2 separate regions of the Homo sapiens genome follow, and region 2 is linked to region 1. A link is a contact called in ENCODE Hi-C data. All regions are on one chromosome and are shown on one strand. The core of a region is the stretch at or near the end of the contact, and the rest is flanking DNA. Distances in the headings are between cores, read along the strand shown.

The links. A loop is a pair of places that touch in the nucleus more often than their neighbours do.
Region 2: a map of posterior vena cava shows a loop between it and region 1 (5-fold over the local background). The contact joins the promoter of GDF15 here to the promoter of MAP1S in region 1. A Hi-C loop is called at or near these places in 1 of 168 maps with a recorded cell type or tissue (posterior vena cava).

Annotation. Positions count from the first base shown.
Region 1 is chr19:17,718,151-17,720,952 of GRCh38, reverse strand. It overlaps MAP1S (microtubule associated protein 1S), which reads right to left and starts at 1,473. Exons shown (of 7, transcript NM_018174.6): 1 at 1,333-1,473; 2 at 1-17. The coding sequence starts at 1,450. RefSeq lists enhancers at 282-431, 822-891 and a silencer at 1,242-1,291.
Region 2 is chr19:18,384,709-18,387,510 of GRCh38, reverse strand. It overlaps GDF15 (growth differentiation factor 15), which reads right to left and starts at 1,353. Exons shown (of 2, transcript NM_004864.4): 1 at 1,045-1,353. The coding sequence starts at 1,321. It overlaps MIR3189 (microRNA 3189), which reads right to left and starts at 949; the gene lies at 877-949. RefSeq lists enhancers at 1,229-1,398, 987-1,809.

The sequences.
Region 1 (2,802 bases), core at 224-2,723:
ATCCCAAGACCGGATGCCTGGTGGGAAGGAGGGATCAAGGCGGGAGTTCAGCCGGGCCCCCCAGCTCCCAGAATATTTCAATAATTAGCACCCCGTGGGTGGGGAGCGCCCCAGCCTCCTCCCTTCACTCACAGCTTGGAGACTCAGAAGTACCCAACACCTTCAGGTCTCGCTGCAGCTGAGCCAGGGGACCCAGAGCACACCTCATCATTTTACACACAAGATTCATCAGCAACAAAGCCTCCACCTCCTCCATCTCCACCTCCTCGCTGCTCCTATGCCCTGCCAGACCCGTTTCCACTCACCGCCCTTGCAACAGCTGTTTCCCCTGCCTGGAAGTCCATCCCCCTGCCGCCCCCACCTGTTCCTACTGGCCAGGGGGCCCTTCCCCCTCAGCACCTTCGGGTGCTAAGACTGACTGTCCTCTCAGTCCCTTGCAGCCTTCTCATCCTTCCTGACACCATGTGAGCTGGAAGCTTGTTCCATCTCCTCACTCGCTTTGGGTCCATCCCCAAACCAGACCTGTGTTGGCAGGGCTGAACCTGTCTATCATCCCGGCCATATCCCTGTGTCCACTGCCCAAAGGCCTGGCGCATAGCAGGTGCTCACTAAACACTCCTCAAGCACATGAACCGAGGTGCGTGTTCCTGTCCCATTTTACATGCAATGAAACGCCAGGTCCAGATGCTCCGAGGGATGGGGGATGAACACCCATCTCCACCCACGGGCGCATCACGCCCGCCAGTCCCACTGAGCCAAGTGGCTGCAGGTGAACCTGGCAGGTGCGCCTATGACTCACCTCCCTAGGTGCCAAATCCCCAGGGCAGGCCGCACCCGCCCACACCCCAATTAGCAGCTCCTTGTGAGGCAACAGAAAGCGGGCCCCGGGGCTCCAGGCCCAGCCTCCCCCATATCTGCTTCTCCCTCCGGGAGATCTCTATCTAAGCTGCTAAGACCTGGAGATCCAAAGCGACCCCAGGCCCTACCCCCGGGCAGGCCAGTCAGGCGGGAAGCGGAGCCGTGGTCCAACTGCAAGGGTCCCCAAGCCCAGGCCCGTGTCCCCTCCCCTATCTTCACCCGGAGTTGGGGCGGGGCAGCCCTGCCCAGCCCAGGCCCGGATGCCACTTTCTCCGCGGGCACCCACGGGCACCCCGCCTTTGCCCGCGTCGTGCGCCTAACGGTGAAGGGGACCCAGCCCCAGGCCCGCGACCCCCGCCCCGGAGCCCGGGTCCCGCCGCCGCCGCCGCCGCCGCCCCACCCCGCCGGCCCCGGGCCCAGACGCGCGAACGGGCCCGCCTCCCGGGCTCCCGCGGGCCCCCAGGCCAGCCCGACCTCTTTCGAGCTCCTCCAGGACGTAGGTGAGGAGCCCCGGGCTCCCGAACTCGCTGCCCACCACGAGGAGCAGTGAGCTCGGAGCCGCGGCAGCCCCAGATCCAGCCACCGCCGCCATCTTCGGGCCGCCCCGGCGTTCTCGGCGCCCGCCCCGCAGGCCCCGCCTCTTAAAGGGGCCGCACCGGAAGGGCTGAAGACCCCGCCCGGAACCACCGCATCCCCGCCCCTTTTTGTCGACCACTTACAGGCCCTTTGAGGTCGTGGAGAGCAGGGGATGCGGGCGTTAAAGGGGTTGGCCGACTCCTGGGTGTCCGCTTGGGAGCCGCCTCTCCCAAGTGACCATTCATTCATTTTTTTTTTCATTGAACAAGCTTTGATTGCGTGCCTGCTGCATGTAGGTCAGAACTCCTGCCCTCCAGGAACTCACATCACATGACAGTAGGCCGCATCAGAACCCGGTGCCTATGGATGCTCCCAGCTCTCTAGGTCAGGGCTTGAACAGAGAAAAGAAATCTATCTTGTAGGTAGGGCTTTAAGGGATGTGTAGGAGTTTGCCTTGTGGGTGGTGGGGCAAGAGCTGGTGAGGCAGAAGTTTACAGCAGGTGCAAAGTTTTAGAGGTAAGAAAGTACATGTGTGTTTGGGACACAACCGGAGCACTCTGGGCCTGCCTGGAACAGGGCAACACTTATTCTGCACCTCCTGTGCGCCAGGTATTTTATTGCATTAGCTCATTACATACAAGCACAAAGCGATGAGTTTTGTGCTTGTATGTAGGCACAGATGAGTAGGCACAGTTACTGTGGTCACTTTCAGAGGAAAGAAGAGGAAACTGAGATTTGGAGGGATGAAGTCACCAGGCCTGTAAGTGGTAGAGCAGGTTTGAACCCAAGTGGGTCTTACTCTAGATCCAGCCTGTGCAAGGGACTGCCTGCGTTGCGCACATGGGTACCTCTCTCTCCCCAGATAATCCTCTTTAGGCTTTTCTTTCCTTTCCTCCCCTCTCTTCTCCTCTCCTCCCCTCCCCTCCTCTCCTCTTCTCCCCTCCCCTCCCCTTCTCTCCCCTCTCCTCTCCTCTCCTCCCCTCCCCTCCCTTCCTCTCCCTCCCCTCCCCTCCCCTCCTCTCCCCTCTCCTCTCCTCTCCTTTCCTTTTCTTGAGATGGAGTCTCATTCTGCCGCCCAGGCTGGAGTGCAATGGCACAATCTCAGCTCACTGCAACCTCTGCCTCCCGGGTTCAAGCGATTCCCTTGCCTCAGCCTCCCAAGTAGCGGGATTATAGGTGTCCGCCACCATGCCCTGCTAATTTTTGTATTTTAGTAGAGATGAGGTTTCTTTTCTTTTCTTTTCTTTTCTTTTCTTTTCTTTTCTTTTCTTTTCTTTTCTTTTAGAGACAGAGTCTCGCTCTGTCGCCCAGGCTGAAGGGTAGTGGCGCGATCTCGGCTCACTGCAAGCTCCACCTCCCAGGTTCATG
Region 2 (2,802 bases), core at 104-2,603, 670 kb before region 1:
TTACCCAGGCTGGAGTGCAGTGGGGCACTCATGGCTCAGTGCAGCCTCAATCTCCTGGATTCAAGTGCTCCTCCCGCCTCAGCCTCCTGAATAACTGAGACTACAGGCACACACCATCATGTCTGGCTAATTTTTTTTAAACATTTTTGGTAGAGATGGATTCTCGCTATACTGCCCAGGCTGCAATGTTCTGGCCTAAAGCGATGCTCCCACCTTGGCCTCCTAAAGTGCTGGGATTACAGGTGTAATCCCGAGAAATGAAGAGTGCCAAACCCATCACATTCCAGACTACTGAGCCTCTAGGAATCACAGCCCCTCAGGCTGGTACAAGTGTTAGGGAGACTGGGGAGACTGGGGTTTGAGGGTGCCTTAACCTAGTTGCTAGGCTTAGCAAGGGTGAGAGGTTTGCCGGAGTCACACGGCACAGATGGGTTTAGGGCGGGCTAAGAGTGTGCCCCTCTGCCTGCCCCCTCCTGGGTCCCACCACAGCCCAGACCTCATCCAGTGCCCTGCACCCCTGGAGCCTCCATGGAGGGCACAGAGATGGGGAAAATACTCTCCTCCTCCCCTAACAAGTCGCTCGTTGCATGTGACTTTAGCAGTGCCTTGACAAGCGATTTCATCAGATTCAGAACCAGCTCCAGCTGGCTCTGCCCATCACAAACTTCTATCCATGCACCACACCCCCATTGTTTCTCTTGGATCCTGGCCCCAGCCCAGGTCAGGGACCATGCCCACACCGCACGCCCGACCCCGTCCCCGGGTTTCCCAGGTGCTGTGCACATTCAGGAGGGTCCCTGGCATCCCTGTACCTCAGTTTCCCCATTTGCAACTTGGGGACAGGTTATAACCTCCCACGTTGTGGGTGCAAATCAGGCATCGGCTACCCCATCAGACCCAAGGGGATCCAGGATATTCCTACCCAGGGCACAGATGGGGCAACTGAGGCTCAAAGGTAGGTCTGGGCTTTTCAAGATGAGGAATCCCTGATTAGATATGGGGGCTGCTTGGGGGGTGGGAGGGGATCTCTAAGATTTCACTTACCTTCTGGCGTGAGTATCCGGACTGCAGGGGCCGGGACGAGGTCGGTGTTCGAATCTTCCCAGCTCTGGTTGGCCCGCAGCCTGGTTAGCAGGTCCTCGTAGCGTTTCCGCAACTCTCGGAATCTGGAGTCTTCGGAGTGCAACTCTGAGGGTCCCGGGAAACTTGCGCGGCTCGCCTCGGCCAGAGACAGGGCGCCCCCATGCGGCAGCCACGAGAGCACCAGCAACACCAGGAGCATCTGAGAGCCATTCACCGTCCTGAGTTCTTGCCCGGGCATGGCTGTGCAGGTTGCGGCTCTGAGCTGGGACTGACCAGATGCTGCCGGACCGGCCTTTATAGTCCCCGGACTTTGTCCGTCTCCGCCTGCTCAGTCCCGCCCTCCTCCCCCTGCCTGCAGAGTAAACACTCCAATGACCACAGCTGGGCGGGGTCTGGGGGTGTATTTAGGGGGAGGATCTTTAGGTGGGGGCGCTCCTAGTAAAGCTAGGGCACATTTCTGGGCCTCAGTATCCTCTTCCTCGATATGAGGACACCATTCCAGCCTGGGAGTCTTTTTGGAGGAAAAAAAGACATTGTTACTATGTGAAAAATTCCAGACAAGAGTTTAAGAGGTGGCTGTCTATGCCCATGGGATTTCCTCTCTTCTCTTTTTGGTTGGGGTCAAAGGCTAAAGATGGTGAAAAACAAAGGAAGCAGAGGAGAACGGGCTAGATGGAGCCAGGAAGGGCAACCTTGATGTGTCATGCCTCTCTGCCATGCCTGTTTCCTCACCAGGAAAAAAAGGACTGAGACTCTCACTGGAGAGGTGGTCAAATGAGGGGTAAAGCACAGGGCCAGACACATAGGAGGCACTTGATAAACTGGGTGTTATTGCAGTTACTCATCCTCCTCTGGAGAACTCCTACTCATTCTTCAAAACTCTACGCAAAAAGCCCCTCTTCCAGGAAGTCTTCTCCAACATTATCTTTCCAGTCTAAGCAGGGTGCTCCCAAACCCCATCCTTTTGTCTGGCTCAGCGCTCACCTTGAAGCCATCCTCACAGGATTCATAATTCTGGGGGCCAGGCATGGTGGCTTATGTCAGTAATCTCAGCACTTTGGGAGGCCGAGGTGGGTGGATTGTTTGAGCCCAGGAGTTCGAGACAAGTCTGGGCAAGATGGCAATACCTCATCTCTAAAAAAAAGAATTCTGCGCCGGGCACGGTGGCTCTCGCCTGTAATCCCAGCACTTTGGGAGGCCGAGGCACGTGGATCATCTGACGTCAAGAGTTCTAGACTAGCCTGACCAACATGGAGAAACCCTGTCTCTACTAAATATACAAAATTAGCTGGGCTTGGTGGTGGGATTACATGCCTGTAATCCCAGCTACTCGAGAGGCTGAAGCAAGAGAATCGCTTGAACCCAGAGGGCGGAGGTTGCAGTGAGCCAAGTTTTCACCATTGCACTTCCGCCTGATCAACAAGAGCAAAACTCTGTCTCAAAAAAAAAGAATTCTGGACAGAAACTTAGTTATAATTAAGCACTAATCAGGCTGCACTTTGACCCACTTCCTTGTGACCGCAAGTTGCTTGTAGCACCTGATACCGACCATTTGCTATAGATGTGATTTCCGACCTTAGAATCATAAGACTTTTTAGAAGAATTTCTTAAGATGTTTTTGAAATCCTTAACCAATGACACCCACCAGTGTGAAGACCCCACAGAGGAACGGAATCTGCATGAGAATACAGTTTCTTACTGTCTGTGACTTCACCTCCT